Linked DNA regions of Homo sapiens: all the other regions are linked to region 1. A link is a loop called in an ENCODE intact Hi-C map of the cell type or tissue named here. Cell type or tissue: mammary epithelial cell. All regions are shown on one strand. Region 1 overlaps MRC2 (mannose receptor C-type 2). Region 2 overlaps TANC2 (tetratricopeptide repeat, ankyrin repeat and coiled-coil containing 2). Region 3 holds the start of METTL2A (methyltransferase 2A, tRNA N3-cytidine). Region 4 overlaps TLK2 (tousled like kinase 2).

The links. Hi-C counts contacts between places; a loop is a spot of excess contacts. Peaks named below come from ENCODE experiments on the same cell type or tissue, not always from the same donor. Only the 100,000 strongest peaks of a DNase experiment are listed, where the experiment ranks them.
Region 2: a loop joins it to region 1, with 19 times the contacts of the local background. A loop is called at or near these places in 45 of 110 quality-filtered maps.
Region 3: a loop joins it to region 1, with 14 times the contacts of the local background. A loop is called at or near these places in 2 of 110 quality-filtered maps.
Region 4: a loop joins it to region 1, with 18 times the contacts of the local background. A loop is called at or near these places in 4 of 110 quality-filtered maps.

The regions. Positions count from the first base shown.
Region 1 is chr17:62,670,889-62,674,888 of GRCh38, reverse strand. MRC2 (mannose receptor C-type 2) reads right to left here. Exons shown (of 30, transcript NM_006039.5): 7 at 3,052-3,240; 8 at 2,737-2,891; 9 at 719-826. Among named protein-coding and RNA genes, the nearest start is that of MARCHF10-AS1, 33 kb to the left of the region's middle. RefSeq lists enhancers at 2,274-2,343, 2,591-3,091, 3,092-3,592, 3,912-4,000 and a silencer at 2,287-2,581. In mammary epithelial cell, CTCF peaks have their summits at 2,405 (motif pointing left) and 3,158 (motif pointing right); DNase peaks (open chromatin) are centred at 2,438 and 3,148; H3K4me3 peaks cover 746 bases; H3K27ac peaks cover 1,423 bases.
Region 2 is chr17:63,404,767-63,408,766 of GRCh38, reverse strand. TANC2 (tetratricopeptide repeat, ankyrin repeat and coiled-coil containing 2) reads right to left here. Exons shown (of 28, transcript NM_001394998.1): 20 at 3,512-3,645; 21 at 2,490-2,613. All of the region lies in intron 2 of LOC105371856 (a long non-coding RNA gene), which reads left to right. Among named protein-coding and RNA genes, the nearest start is that of CYB561, 40 kb to the left of the region's middle. In mammary epithelial cell, CTCF peaks have their summits at 1,843 (motif pointing right) and 2,923 (motif pointing left); DNase peaks (open chromatin) are centred at 1,856 and 2,826; H3K27ac peaks cover 904 bases.
Region 3 is chr17:62,422,139-62,426,138 of GRCh38, reverse strand. It overlaps METTL2A (methyltransferase 2A, tRNA N3-cytidine), which reads right to left and starts at 2,242. Exons shown (of 9, transcript NM_181725.4): 1 at 2,127-2,242; 2 at 1,829-1,920. The coding sequence starts at 2,236. RefSeq lists enhancers at 1,858-2,227, 1,979-2,509. In mammary epithelial cell, a CTCF peak has its summit at 2,177; a DNase peak (open chromatin) is centred at 2,258; H3K4me3 peaks cover 1,651 bases; H3K27ac peaks cover 1,313 bases.
Region 4 is chr17:62,551,170-62,555,169 of GRCh38, reverse strand. TLK2 (tousled like kinase 2) reads right to left here. Exons shown (of 22, transcript NM_006852.6): 8 at 2,773-2,868; 9 at 1,415-1,507. Among named protein-coding and RNA genes, the nearest start is that of TLK2, 74 kb to the right of the region's middle. In mammary epithelial cell, a CTCF peak has its summit at 1,847 (motif pointing left); a DNase peak (open chromatin) is centred at 1,619; H3K4me3 peaks cover 448 bases; H3K27ac peaks cover 230 bases.

The sequences.
Region 1 (4,000 bases):
GCAAGGGGCTGCTGGGGGGGGCCAAGGGCCAAGCAGTGTCTTTTAGAAGCAAGCTCCCCGCACCCATCACAGCATTTGCACCCCTGCTCCACTCCCTGGAGGAGGAGAGGGTCTGTCACCCCCTCACACCCTCAGTCACTCACCCCCCACTCACTTACACAGCTTTCATTCCTTGACACCCCCCCCCTCAACCTCCCTAAACATCCTCTAGAAGCCCACTGGGGCTGGGAACACAAGGAGGGGGAAGGTGCAGCCCCACCCTGAGTGGCCTCACTCCTCCAGGGGAGACAGACCAGCACACGCCCTGTGTCAGACGGCAGAGGAGGGGGAAGTCAGGACTGGCGGTGCACAGGGGCCACACTTCACTTCGGCAGCCACTGCTTGACATGACTAGGCTGGACTCTGAGGGGGCACTCGGGGGTAGACCAGCCCCCACCTCCCTGTTCTCTGCTGTCTCGAGGAAGTGGCTTCCCCCATGGGGAGGGACTCAGGACTGGGCTGGGGGTGGGGAGCTCTGCTTCCTCCCAACAGCGCCCACCCGTCCCATCCCATCCAGTATCACTCCTTCAATAAAGGAGCAGTTTGGAGAGCTCAGGGAAGGGGGTGCCGACGAGAGGGCGATGCCATGCGAGGCAGCAGGAGTTCATCCACCTCTCCCTCCCCTGGTAGCCCCTCTGACAGGTGGCCCCACTCAGGGCAGCTCCAGAAACACCCTCACCTTCCGGCAGCCATGGTCCTCCTCGGCGGCCCCCTGGCTCAGCTGGCCTGCCTTCTTGCAGATGGATGGCAAGGACTGGTTACAGGGACTGTCGTTCCAGCGGCCTTCCTACGGACACAGGGTGAGGAAGAATCTCAACCCCCACCTCCCCATAAATCTCCCAAATCCTTCTTGGAATCTGGTTCCTAGAGCTGGCCCTGTCTCTGACTTACTGTGTGATTCTGACATGTCTGTGTCCCAGCTGTGCAATGGGGAAGGCGGGATGAACCCATAAGCCTCACAGGGTGGATGAGAGCACAAGCAGTTCATGTGCAAACGCCTTGAAACTTAACAAGCATTGTCTAAATGGGAAAGGCATCCTGGCCCGGCGCGGTGGCTCATGCCTGTAATCCCAGCATTTTGGGAGGCCGAGGTGGGCGGATCACTTGAGGTCAAGAGTTCAAGACCAGCCTGGCCAACATGGTGAAACCCCATCTCTACTGAAAATACAAAAAGTTAGCCGGTTGTGGTGGTGCATGCCTGTAATCCCAGCTATTTGGGAGGCTCAGGCAGAAGAATCGCTTGAACCTGGGAGGCAGAGGTTCCAGTGAGCCAAGATCGTGCCATTGCACTCCAGCCTGGGCGACAGGGTGAAACTCCATCTCAAAAAAAAAAAAAAAAAAAGGAAAGGCGTCCTTTTACATTATTGATAACTCGTTTTATAAATATCAAAAACAAACTGGCTAAGATTGTTAGAGTAACTGATGGCAGGATAGACAGCTTGGATTCCCAAGGCGTCTAGCTAGTGCCTGCAGGGCCAGAGTGTGCAGAGGCCAGTGTGCCCAGACCAGAATCTCAGCTGATGAAGCTGAGGAGGAATTTAGTCCTCGGCCCCTGCTTCTGTCTTCGCCCTCCCCAGTATCCACAGGCCCCCAGCCAGCAGTATGTCTGTCTCTAAGCTCCATTCTGAGGGCAGGCGTGTTTGTGTATCCTAGCACCCAGAAAAATGACTGGCACATGGTAGATACTCAATACATAATTGTTTTAAAATTCTTAAATAGCATCCCCTAAGGCAAATGACTGCCACTACAGTCCACAGCACTGTTTGCAGTATGTGACAGCAGAACATCCTGTCTGTCCCTAGGAAGGGTGGTCTGTGTCCCTACGGCTTTCTCCTTTTTATTTTATTTTTTTTTTTTTGAGACAGGGTCTTGCTCTGTCACCCAGGCTGGAGTGCAGTGGTGCAATCTCAGCTCACTGCAGCCTCTGCCTTCCAGGTTCAAGCGATTCTCTTGCCTCAGCCTCTGGAGTAGCTGGGATTACAGGCATCTGCCACCACGCCTGGCTAATTTTTGTATTTTTAGTAGAGATGGGGTTTCACCATGTTGGCCAGGCTGGTCTCGAACTCCTCACCTCAAGTGATCCGCCTGCCTCAGCCTCCCAATGTGCTGGGATTATAGGCATGAGCCACCACACTCAGCTGGCTTTGTCCCTTTTTTAAGGGTCTTTCATCTCTGCTTGAAGCCCTCCATCAATTCCTTCACTTACACCACATCTAAGCCCAAACCATGGCAAATTGTCATAAAACCCAACAATCTCTTGAGATGACAGGACCCTGGACTGGGTAGAGCACTGGGGGCGAGGGCTGGCAGAGTGCAGCCCTGCTTGCAAAGTATCTGCACATAATGTGGGTTCTGATGCCACCTTCTGGCAGGGAAGGGCAGCTGGGAGGAGACCAAGAATGCGCCAGGCACTGTGCCTAAGGTTTCACGAGAATTAACTCCTCTGATCTCCCCAGTGACCCTCTAGTAACTTGCCCAAGGTGACTTGGCTACTTGGAGGTGGAGGTGGAGGTAGGATTCAAGCCCCGGCAGTCTCTCACATGGAAGGGAAGGCATTGGTGGGGAGGAGGGGGACTGCTGAGAGGTAAGAGGTTCCAGGCAGGTTCTGATAGTAACTAGGATGTCCTTCAGCTGGGGTGGCACCTGGAGGTTGGGGGTGTATTTTGTGGCCCTGTGATAGGGAGAGGGAGATCTCACCGGGCCCCAGATGGTGACACAGTCCTCCAGACTGTCCCGGAAGTTGTTGGGCTCAAAGGGGTGCCAGTGGGTGAAGCTCACAAGGCTCCCGTCAGACCACTCAAAATTCATCTGCAGTTTCAAATCGTTGAGGCCGATCCACAGCTCCTCCACCTCTGGGGGTGCAGCAGGAGAGGAGGGGAGAGAAAACATTGAGAGGTCAGCCTCAGCCACCAGTAGGGAGGAAGGAACATTCTCTGAGGCTCCTGGACAGGATGGGTGGGGCAGTGGGAGGCCCTGCCCTCCACCCAGACACGTGGGCGGGCAGCTCCTCACCTTGCTTGATCTGCTTGGTGATGAATTCCAGCTCCGCCATGCTGTGGATGCTGACCAGGTCGCCACCGCCCCGTAGACATGCCTTCTTGGACTCCTGCCAGCTGCGCTTCTCGGCCTGCAGGCGGTAGCAGTGGCCCTGGAAGGGCTGCCAGCTCGGCTCGCACTCCACCTTCACATTGGCCCACCTGTCTGCAGAGACCCATGAGGCTGCTGCTCAGGGACTGAGCCGCCCAGTCTGGGAACCAACCCACTGGGTTGACGTCAACACAGGCGAGGCCTCCCAGTCACCTCCTCTCCAAACTCTCCCAGATCAATCCCGGTCCCCACCACAGGTCTTGGAAATGCTAAAAAAACACAAAACTTTACAGGGCTGCTGGAGCCCCGGGACAGAGACCCAAGTCGTGGTGGCAGATTCCACCCAGGACAGAACACTTCCTCTGGCTGTGGCTCTCAGAATACGATGGGTGGGCCAGGCATGGTGGCTCAGGCCTGTAATCCCAGCACTTTGGAAGGCTAAGGCTGGAGGATTGCTTGAGCCCAGTAGTTCAAGAACAGACTGGGCAACAAAGGGGAGACCCCATCTCTATAAAAAATAAAAAATTAGCCAGGCATGGTGATGTGCGCCTGTGGTCCCGCTACTCAGGAGGCTGAGGTGGGAGGATCACTTGACCCGGGGAGGTCAAGGCTGCAGTGAGCCATGATTGCACCACTAAACTCCAGCCTGGGCGACACAGCAAGACCTTATCTCAATCAATGCATCAATCAATCAGTCAATAAACGATGGGTAGAAAGGACAAACCAGCCCCATGAACCTCAGTTTCTCCCTCTGTAAATGGGGTTTCCTGCTATGAGATTCAAGCTTGGCTTATGGCCCCCTGCCTAGTAAATGGAATCACTGTTATTCTCTCAAATAACATTTATTGAGCACCCACTCTGTGCAGGTCTGGGA
Region 2 (4,000 bases), 730 kb before region 1:
CCACAGCAGGCTCAGGGTTTACTCAGCAGTTATCTAGCCTATCACCTTTGCATCTCTGGAGGTCATTAGAGTCTATGGTTTCCCACAGGAGGATGAAAAGCTGGAAGGGACCATCCCTTAATCCTGATGAGAGCCATTTATGTAATGGTATAGTTTGCAATTAAAACACTGACTCTAATATGGAATAAGTTTAAATACGGAACAGAATCCAAGGCGTTTTCTCAGATGCAACATCTATAAATTTCCTGGACAAAGTATCCAGTGGAGGAAAGAGTAGGATAAGAAAGTTTTGGATGTACATTACAGATGAACTGATTTTTCCAAAGATAAGGAAAGAGAAGAAATTAAAAGGAGATACACATGAAACAAATCCATAATATGTTAAATACTTCCAAAATCCAATTTGTAATCTTCCTCTTCTCTCTTTTCTTTCTCATGCAGTTAATGAAATCACAATTCTCCCAAATGTCCGTCTTACAACTCTGGAGTTATCTTTAACTGTTCTATCCTTATTTCCTACATCTAATCAGGCTTCATATCCAAAATACCTCTTGCACATAGCCCTTTTTTGTTCTATGCTGAAAGCTACTGCCCTTGGGTTAGGACCTCATTATGCCTCATATGTTCCATTACGATGGCTTCCTAACTGATCTCCTGGCTCCTTTGTCAAATCTGCTGTTCACATACTGCCAGAGTGATTGTTTTTAAAGCATAACTCTGCCATCAATTCCTTATTTAAAATTTTTAAAGCCTCCCCAGATTCCTTTAGAATTAAGTCCAGATTCTTCTAACTTGGTCCTTTTCCATTTCCACATACCTTTCCAATTTTATTTTCCGTAGTCCCCTTACATTTTACTAGACAGCTTGCATATTTCTCCAAACCTGTCATTCCTCTTTGGCCTTTCATCTATGTTACTTCCTCTCCCTAAATACAAAACATTTTTCCTCTTCGAATTTCAAAGTCTGTCCTAGTCTAACTCAACGGACGCCTGTATCAGAGCACTCAGGATTCTCCGCTTTTTAAGGCATTTATCTTTGTTTCATCTCTTCCCTGCCACATTATAGACCCTTTGAGGGCACAGGTTATAGTGTATTAATTAAAAAAATCAGAACCACTCATAGTTCCTAGTATAGTGTTCTGCTAATAACATAGCCTAAATAAATCTTTGTTGAATTCATTAAGCCTCTAAGTGTGGAAAAAAATGAAACAGTCCAAAGATGAAAATGTCTTCACTGGTAAGGGAGAACAAATACCTGGAATCTATGGCTACGGAGCCTCTACTGGCACATGACAGGTACTTTGCAGCTATCTAAAGGTTATCAGTGGCTCAAGAGTTCCTGCCTCTTTCAGTGGACTTGGTTTGTTCTGGAATATTACTCTGGACACATCTTATCTTGAGAATCTAGGCCCAACCTTCCTCCTCCTTGCTTCCCCAGCAGAATGAAGGGAGAGAGCATGAAGCCAAATTTCTTTGGTAGCTTATATGGGGAAGGCAAGAGCCACTTCGCACCCTGTAAGAGCAACTCTCTGATTCTGACCCAGCCTTGAGTCTGAGTCTGTGGAAAAAAATCTTACTTAAGGGATACAGCTAAAGATCCAGTAAGTCTCTGACTGAGCTGTAGTTTGAAATCTTAGAAGAAACCTAATTTCTTCCTAATTAAACTACCCTCAGCTGCTCTGGCCTAGGCATAATTCTTCAGGAGGTTGGTTTTCTTGAAGGAAAGTACATGTGCTTGTGGATGTAATTACCGACATTTGCGTCCAGTTTACTAATAGTGGAGGCTAACTGGAATGACTGCCTCTGTCTCTTGCTTCAAGTAAATGCTCAAGCTCCACTAGATGGCACTGCAGAGTCACCAGTGATGAGCTTTTTCTACTACAGAGGTCCATCATCAGCAGCCACTGTTATGCACAGGTGATAGAGGTCACAGCAACCAACAGGAGCCTGACGTACTTTATGATGGTGGTGTGATCATCATCTCCTTTAACTTATTTCCCATTCACCAGGAATTTGTGGATGTTGGTAAGTGTCAAAAGGAATTTATTACTACAGGGTAATAATCTTGATCCCCCAAATAGCATCCCAGAGTCAGCAGGGATCTTCACTGGCATTTGCCTCCTTTGAATTCAAGAAAAATATTAGTTGTGCAGGCTTACAAAAGAATTGATAAAGTCAGAACACAATCCCCGGAAGATGAACATTTATTGAGTATATATTTTTAAAAAATCAAAGTTTGGAGACTACTGATCTGAATGAGAATTTAGAATATGTTAATTTCATTTAAATCCCTCAAGTCATAAGGAAATAGAGAGTATCAGAGTTAAAAACATTACACTGAATACAAGAGGGGAGGAGATAGCCTTTCATTTTCCAACCAACTGGATTAATATCTGTTCTTAGCATCTCCTGGGATCCATTGCTGGAAATCATGAGTTCACCAGGTAATTATGGAAACTGGCCAGCCAGCTCTAGCATTCCAAGACTAACCTTGTGCAAGCAGAAAGTCCACGGTTCCTAGATGGCCTTCGGAAGCAGCCATCATCAGGGGAGTGCGGCCCTGCTTGTCTGCCATGTTGACATCAGCTCCATGGGTGAGTAAAAGATCAACAATCTGCAAGTGCAGAGAAACAGGGACCAATTAGCCCAAAGAAGAGCTGCTGAGAAGACACGTGCACACTATCTCTTACTCTGTAGGAATTCCTACTGCTGTACGAGTCACCCATGTATCTTTCCACTTCCCCCATAAGTACCTGTATAGTCCTAGTACCATGTGATTTAATCTCTCTCAGGGACAGTCAAATGAGAAGGATTCAACTCTCAATGTCTGACTCAGCTACTAAGTAAAAAAGAACTTAACAAAGGCCAAGATGTAGGATTAAACAATCCCATAGCGGAAGTTCCAACATAAATCACTCCTTTATTGCCCTCTAGTGGTTGCAAATCTGCCTGTAGTTAATACTTGCAACTGAACTGAACATAATCAAGTGACTCTGGTAACTCTTTAGGGCTGTTTGGCTTCTACAGCCTTTTTTCTATTGAAATACTTCTGAAGATTATTATCAGTGTGCTTTCCTTTCCATCCTAAGTGTATAAATTAACATTTATCCAGAATCCAAACATCTAAAAGGATTGTGTTGTTAGAATTTGCATTCACTGTATTTTCTTTTAGTAAGTCTCAGACATCTGCAAGTAAGTGATTAGCAGAAGTCCGCTGAGAAATGAACCTTCCAAGGAGTCTTTGGATGCTGTGAAATGTGAGAAGGAGGTCACTCTATCACCAGGACATAAGTAGTTAGTCCTTCTATACAATCTGTATCAAGTGATGGTTTTGAATGTTAACTGTCGTATTCTCAATTAACCAGAATACTCATAACAAAGGTCCAAGTCCTCAAACCTGATCACTGCTGGGTAACCCAAACTTTACTTGTGATCATTTTGCTCTGTGCATCAGAAGTCCTCACCTAGAACTCAGTCCTGCCTGAGGGACTGGAAGTGGTCGCCCTGCTTACCTGCCAGTGGCCCTGGCGCACTGTGCTGAATAGTGGCACTGCTCCTCGGCGGTTTGGCTGGGCCACTGCCGCCCCTTGTTCCAAGAGCAAACGGCACACCTCCAGTTTGCCCCTTCCGGCTGCAGCTGTTAGGGCTAAGGGCAGAGAACAAAGATTGAGGATAGGTGGTTCTGGTCCTCTCCAGCGCTCCATGTTAAACGTGACATATCCTTGTGTTTCATTAATGTAATTGCTACTTTACTTCTAAGAATAATGATTTTTGCCACCTTTTCCATAAAGAAAAGTTCTAAAGAAAAATAATGAATAAAGACACATTTAAATTGCCTCACAATATTTGGAGACAATAATAATAAATCTATTGAAAATTCACCTTTAATCAAACTCACTTGGTTTCATTTTTCCTAACCAGACTGTCTTCTCTGCTTTGGTCTACCTCTCCTTTGGTACCTCTTCCTAGCTACAAACTCTGTTAGTCTACGTGTGGGTGGA
Region 3 (4,000 bases), 250 kb after region 1:
CCTGCCATCTGGCATTATACCCTAATGCCCCTATCCGTCATTATAGGAGAGTCTAAATTCTGTTTGAACAATCAACCAGAGAACTTACTATCTATCAAGTGTCCTCCTACATCTTTGGATGCCTTTTTTTTTTTTTTTGAGACAGAGTCTCGCTCTGTCACCCAGGCTGGAGTGCAGGGGCGCAATCTTGGCTCACTGCAAGCTCCACCTCCCGGGTTCATGCCATTCTCCTGCCTCATCCTACTGAGTAGCTGGGACTACAGGCGCCTGCCACCACGCCCGGCTAATTTTTTGTATTTTTTAGTACAGACGGGGTTTCACCGTGTTAGCCAGGATGGTCTCGATCTCCTGACCTCGTGATCCACCCGCCTCGGCCTCCCAAAGTGCTGGGATTACAGGCATGAGTCATCGCGCCCAGCCAGATGACTTTTAACTATTAAAAAATCCTAGAAGTAGCCAGGTGCAGTGGCTCATGCCTGTAATCCCAGCACTTTGGGAGGCTGAGGTGGGCGGATCACGAGGTCAGGAGATCGAGACCATCCTGGCCAGCACGGTGAAACCCCGTCTGTACTAAAATACAAAAAATTAGCCAGGCGTGGTGGTGCACACCTGTAGTCCCAGCTACTAGGGAGGCTGAGGCAGGGGAATCGCTTGAACCAGGGAGGAGGAGATTGCAGCGAGCTGAGATCGTGCCACTGCACTCCAGCCTGGTGACAGAGCGAGACTCCATCTCCAAAAAAAAAAAAAAAGTATGGACAGTTTAAATGAAGGCTGTTTTTAAGGTGATCATGACAGTCCCAGATTTCAGTTTACTGCTCTTGCCAATTCAGGGGGCCTTGACTAGTGTAGTAGAAAGAATAAAAACCTAACAAATTGAGCAGGACAGTGACAATGGAAGTTGGAATCCACTAAGAAGTGTGTTAACAACTCACAACTCACCTGCTGAATCAACCAAGACTCCCTAAGAAACAGGATTTTAGTTCCACTACTGCTACTACTGACTGCTTACCTCTGGGAAAAGCACTTAATGTCCTGTGGTCCAAGTGTCTTTAACTATAAAAAGAGAATATTGAACCACATGATTTTCAAAATCCCTTTCAACTATTAACTTGCTTTGATCTAGTTGCTGTCAAAATATGCAGGGTGAATGTTTTGTAACTGGAATCTTTTTGTTGTACAGAACTCTTTCAGCGGGTACTAAATTTGTAGTCCTATCTTCAATTGTCTGGAACAATCAGTCCTAGTTTTACTATCTAGGGATATTTTGCAGTGAAATCATCCACCTCTCAAGCAGGGGCCTCCTTTTCTTTGGCCAGACTTATCTCCACTCTGCTGCATCCACCTTTCCTTGACTAAAGCCCTAAATTCTCATAACCATCACACAAGTAATAGACACACAGTCACCAGTCACTAGCCCCCCTCCCAACAATATTTAGAATCTAATCACTTCAATGAAGCTTCAATGGAAAACATCTCCTCATGGAAAATGCAAATCAAGTAAAAAGTACAGGTTCTAAGATGATCGCGTGACCACACAGTTGTCATTGGCTAGCCATATCAACGTGGATCTACTAAACATAATTAAAGACAACATTACCCTCCTCCAAAGTAAAACTATATATAAAAAAACCCTCTACGACTTAAGATTTTGTTACAATGCAGCCCTTTTCTCTCCTTGCTCATCCCCTCCCTGTCCCGCTCTACTCCTGAGATCTGCATCAGGCCAGGAATAAAGGATCTGGGCGGCCGCGGTTCCCTGGCCTCTCCGGGAGGGCGCGTTCGGCAGTACGCTGGCTGTTGATACCAATGAGAGCCCATTTAAGCGCACCTTGTTTCTCCTGGCACACCCGCTGGATACTGTTCTCCTGGACTTTTCTCTCCGCCGCCGCGGCTTGCTCTTCCGACCACTCCACATTGTCCCTGAGAAAATCAAACGGGCAGCTTAGGGGCCTCACGTCCTGGCTGCGGGCAGGGTGAGTCGCTGGCCTAGGAGTTTCTCTCCCCTTGGAGAGTGCCTCGGGTAGGGCAGCTTGACTCGTGGCCGGCGGTCAGGGGCTTTTCGGAGTGCTCCGAGGCGGCGGGACAGAGGGTCAGCGACAGGCCGGGCGAAGGGGCAGAGTGATTACCAGGCATTGTGGTGGAAGACGCGCGCCGGATCTCTCAGGAACCGGCTTCCGAACTGCTGCCTCTTATCGGCGAGGACTGCAGGTGCACCTTCAGGGTAGGAGCCGGCCATGACACCGGAGCCGGAAACACTTTACTTTCCGTAACGTGAGAACTTCCTGCGGACCACGCCCTCTTTCAGAAGACGCGGAGTCTGGGCGGGAAAAAGGGTGGCGGGACAGGGCGGCACTGGAGTCTGGTCCGGGTGGCGCTCGGGAGCTGTCGTTTGGGGCTGTCCCAGGGTTGGCGAAGGGCTCTCTAGGAGAGGGGACCAGGCAGGGGGAAATTCTCCCCGGAGGAGTCGTTTCTCATTGATGAGGTGCTGATGGACGTGCAGGTTAGGCAGAAAGTGGGAGACATTCCACTTGAGACCCAGTTCAATGCTGGGATCCTCTTAACAGGTTCCCCAGCTTCCCTCAAGTTATAAAACAGGAAAAATCTTGAATCATTATAAGAGTTGAGGCTACCTAGTTCCACTGCGGAGCCGATGTCCAGAACTGAAGAAGGTAGCAAGCAGCGGGAAGAAACAGGGCAATTTCCAGCTTCTATATTCAGCTCTTAATAGTGTGGGTGTATATGTATACACAGTGTGTATATATATTTTGGTTGGGGTAGGGGGAGATGGAGATATGAAATTAGAGAACACGAGGCTTAGCAAATCAAATGGAATATCCAAGGACAATTTTTTTTTAAATTATAACCATCTAACCTTTTTGAATCATGCATATTTATTATAATTATCCTTATTAGCACAATTAAGATTGTAATACACACATACAAACAGTTTGTCATAGTAATACATTTCAGCCTTACATTTCTATTTCTAGATCTAACACAAATAGACTCTCAAAAGAATCTAGAAGAAAGTATGTTATAGACATAAGGTTATTTGAGAAGACTTCCAAGAGAAGCATGATGAATACCACTTGGAAAAGAAGGAAAGGGCAGAGACCAAACAAGGACCAGCCCAATACCTCTTGGACTTTATTTAATGTCATAATGTCAGAATAAAGGGAAAGATGAATTTTTTTAAAAAAGGAAAGGGTTAGTGCAGTGCTAGACATAGCACATGGGTAATTAGTACTTTTTTTTTTTTTTGAGACGGAGTCTTGCTCTGTTTCCCAGGCTAGAGTGCAGTAGCCGGATCTCAGCTCGTTATAACCTCCATGTTCTGGGCTCAGGTGGTTCTCCTGCCTCAGCCTCCTGAGTAGCCGGGATTACAGGTGCGCGCTACCACACTCAGCTAATTTTTGTATTTTTAGTAGAGATGGGGTTTCACCATGTTGCCTGGGCTGGTCCCAAACTCCTGACCTCAAATGATCTGCCCGCCTCGGTCTCCCAAAGTGTTGGGATTACAGGCGTGAGCCACCGCGCCCAGCCAGTAATTGTTTATTCCATTGTAAATTCTTTCTGTAGGTAAAACTACGGGGAGCAATGAATGATTCTATACTTTTTCCTCCAAAGAAATGGGAACAAGCTCTAAGCCTCTCTAATCAGGAAGAAAAATACACAAGTTAATAAAAAAAATAGTAAATAAGTTGTACTTCATTTGAAGACAATATGCTTTTGCCATTCTTGTGGTCTTCGGAAACATTTTGAACACAAGCTCCATACCCAGAAACAAGTACAAGGAATTTTTATCTTTTCTCAAGGCCAGCTGTTTGCAGATATGGTGGTTGATTTACATTTATTTCTGGCATCTTGTTTTCTCATCTATGGGCTTTTATTCTCCCCTCACTAAAAGCTGTTAGTGTTCCCAATCAACAGTCCCACTGCATATTTTCTTGCAGACAGCTCATTGTCTTCACTCTAATTTACTATATTAGTTCCAGTGGAG
Region 4 (4,000 bases), 120 kb after region 1:
GACCCTGAAGAGTCAGATTAACTACCACATTAGCACAAATAAGGATTAAACCTATACCTTCTAAATCACTAAAGAGAAAAATGCTAGCCAATGTTATTCATAAATCAGTAACATTTATGTATATATTCATTTGTGTGTGTGTGTGTGTATATATACACACACATATCTACTTCAAACAGCTCAAAATTACTGAAAAAAAAAATGTACCAAATGTTTAATCCCAATTAATGGAATTATGAGTGACACATTTTTCTGTATTTTGTAAAGAGCATGTATAATTTTTTTTTTTTTTTGAGGCAGGGTCTTGCTCTGTTGTCCATGCTGGAGCACAGCAGCGTGAACTTGGCTCACTGTAGCCTAGAGGTCCTGGGCTCAAGCATCTTCCCACCTCACGCTCCCAGTAGCTGGGACCACAGACACACCACCATGCCTGGCAAATTTTGTATTCTTTTATAGAAATGGGGTCTTGCTGTGTCATGCATGCTGGTCTCAAACCCCTGATCTCAAGCAATCCTCCTGCCTCAGCCTCCCAAAGTGGCAGGTATGGGCCACCATGCCCGGTCCTTTTTACTTTCTTATTTTTTTCTTGAGACAAAGTATCACTCTGTCGCCCAGGCTGGAATGCAGTGGCGCAATCTCAGCTCACTGCAACCTCCGCCTCCCAGGCTCAATCAATTCTCCTGTCTCAGCCTCCCAAGTAGCTAGACTACAGCCGCTTGCCACCACACCAGGATAACGTTTTATATTTTTTTAGTAGAGACAGGGTTTCTTTTTACCATGTTGGCCAGGGTGGTCCCAAACTCCTGACCTCAAGTGATCCACCTGCCTTGGCCTCCCAAAGTGCTGGGATTACAGGTGTGAACCACCATGTCCGGCCCTTTTTACTCTTTAAAAACTATGAGTCAGTCATGCCAAATTGCATATTCAAAATATATTGATATTTTCTAGTGGTATCTATTTAATTCCAGATGAAGCATTTTAAAGGTTTCTTTTGTAAGCACAAAAAAGTTTGGGTGAGTAGGTTATAAAAGGTACAAAAAGCAAAATGGGCTAATAAGTCCTTTGAAATAGCTTATAAAATTCAACAATATTAAAATAACTTCTCTGGAATGGGAAAACAACACTTTATACTTATTCCCACAGTTCTAGATGAAATATAACACTCCACATATCTATTTCTCCAATATAAATTCAATCATTAAAACACTACAGTATAAGATTTCCAATTTAAAGGTAGTGTTTAGAATGCAGGAACCTGGTTCCTACTCAGATTCCCTCAATTAAAGAAAAATACCCAAATGTTTATTATTTCATTGTTATTTGGCTATAGTAATTACTTCTATGATATGTACATAATCCAAATATATATAACAAATGGTGCTTGCTATAAAATCTCTTACATTTTAATACTTACTCTTAATAAATCATCTATTCTTCCCTCCTTCTTCTCTAAGTCAGAATTCTTACTGTTTTCTAGTGCAGATATTTTTTCTATTGTGAGGTCGGACTACAGAGACAAAGGTAAAACAAATTTAGGATTAGTCTCAACATGTTATATGTCATCACACTCTTCTCATTACCTTTCTCGGGGGGGTGGGAAAAAGCACTTGCTCACACAAATGGCCTAGAATCACATGGCTTAAGAAATGAAATCTGCTTGTCTCATCTCATTCTTCAAGTCCTCTGCTGGGTTCCTTATGTCCCACTACACCTACACTTCAAACACATGTTAATTCTGGAATCAAATGTATGAATTCTCACTACTGTGCACTGAACAATGTAGAAACACGTTACTCCAGAAATGAAACTAACTTTGAATAGAAAAGGATCTCACAGGAGACTTGACACACAACTCTCTAAGGAACAAATGCGCCATCTGGTGGAAACAGAGAGCAATCAGAAGGGAAGAGAAGAAGCTACCTGAGTGCTCAACTATCTAACTGAACTGTACAAGAGCTGGTGATTTAGATAAAATTCAAATGTGCTCCAGGGAGTTGTATACCTCTTGAGATTTAAGAAATTCTCCTAGATTGCCAACGATCCTGTCTTGAAGGTAATATATATAGTATCAAAAGAGCCTTCAAGAAAACCCAGTATACTCAAAACTACAAAATGGAAGCTATAGCCACCATCCTTTGCAGATACAATCCTCAAATGTTCAGAACACTACCTAAATTAAAGAGTTTCTGAACACAATTTAAGGAGTAAACCATGTTGGTATCTCACATCTGAGAGAAGTTTAGCCAGGTATAAATAAGTAAGCAGGAAAAGGAATACATTAACTACTTTCATAAATTAGAGAATTAACATTTATTGAAAGCCTACTACAAGTACACTACTAATAAACATTTTGTATACACTGTCTGAGATCATGAGAATCAACCATATTTTCACAGATGATTTGTACTAAGAAAAACTGAGGCCCAGGCCAGAATCTGAACTTAGAGGCCTTCAAAGCGTAGGTACTTTTCTTCTGTGGAATACTGTAGGGAAAAAAAAAAAAAAAAGGTGTGCAGTTTCCTTAACACCATGCTTTAGCATAAGCATTTCTGCTACAATACACCGGAAGAGTAAAGAAAAGCCTCAAAAAGTTAAAGCACCTTCCAAAGGACTTTAAATACCCATAATGCAAGTTATGAATATAATACACACAAATAATGAGGTGGTCAGAGAAATACAGAGAAGTCAGAGAAGAATGACAGACTACACAGGTTAGCCCTTATTCCTACACAGCAGGTATGCCCCTCAATTGATTATCGATCACCAACCTACCTGGGTCTGTCTGTGCTGGATGGAGATCTGTTTTTGGGAGCTGCAGGAATGCTCTGTGTTGCCAGATCCCGTAGATGAGGGACTGTTTTGCTGAGCCTACAATAAAGGTGCATTACCAATCACAGGAAAGTTTGGCATCTTTTTCCACAAACACTTGTATTAATGCAAACAACTCCATAATTTGTATCTCCACAATACAAACCCCTTCTTATGAAAGTGAGAAGTCAGGGCCACGTGGCCAAGAAGAAAGTAAAACAATTCAAATATGAGACAAAGGGCTGGACATGGTGGTTTATACCAAGTTCCTGTAAACAGGTTTAAAGTATCAAATGCTTACAAATGAATTTTTAAAATATGAAAATTAGAGAAAATGAAAAGTTATTCCTGTAATAACTTGCCTTTTTCACTTGTATTTTCATATGCTTTAGTCAGAAAAGGCTAGTGAAGCATCCAATGCACAGGGGATGCATGTAAAGGACTGTGAACCACTATTCAGAATAGTCTCCTAAACACACAAACATTATCCATGAACACACAGCGGTCTAAAATCCAGGTTGATTTCTAATACTGTCACTTGCTGACTGGGCATTCTAAGGCATTTTAAATTTATACGGTTTAGGTTCCACAATATAATTAACCTATTCAGGTTAATTATATTATATTCTCAATAATACTTTTTTTTTTTTTTCTTTTGAGATGTAGTCTTGCTCTGTCACCCAGGCTGGAGTACAGTAGCACGATCTGGGCTCACTGCAAGCTCTGCCTCCCGGGTTCATGCCATTCTCCTGCCTCAGCCTCCCGAGTAGCTGGGACTACAGGCACCCGCCACCATGCCTGGCTAATTTTTTGTATGTTTAGTGGAGACAGGGTTTCACTGTGTTAGCCAGGATGGTCTTGATCTCCTGACCTCATGATCCGCCCGCCTCAGCCTCCCAAAGTGCTGGGATTACAGGCGTGAGCCACCACACCTAGCCTAACAGTACTTTTTAAAACAAGGTAAAACTGCAGCTAACAAAGTATGACCCATCACAGACATAAGTAGAAAATATTCAATATTCTGAGAATCATGGAATGGTAAAAATACAGTACTACTATCTCATCAGAGAATACAGCATTTCCACATGTGAATTTCTTCTGATACTTTCTACATATTCTTTTGATTACTGTTCTTACTCATTAACATATTAACAATGGTATAACCACCAACTATTGAACAAGTTACTGTAAC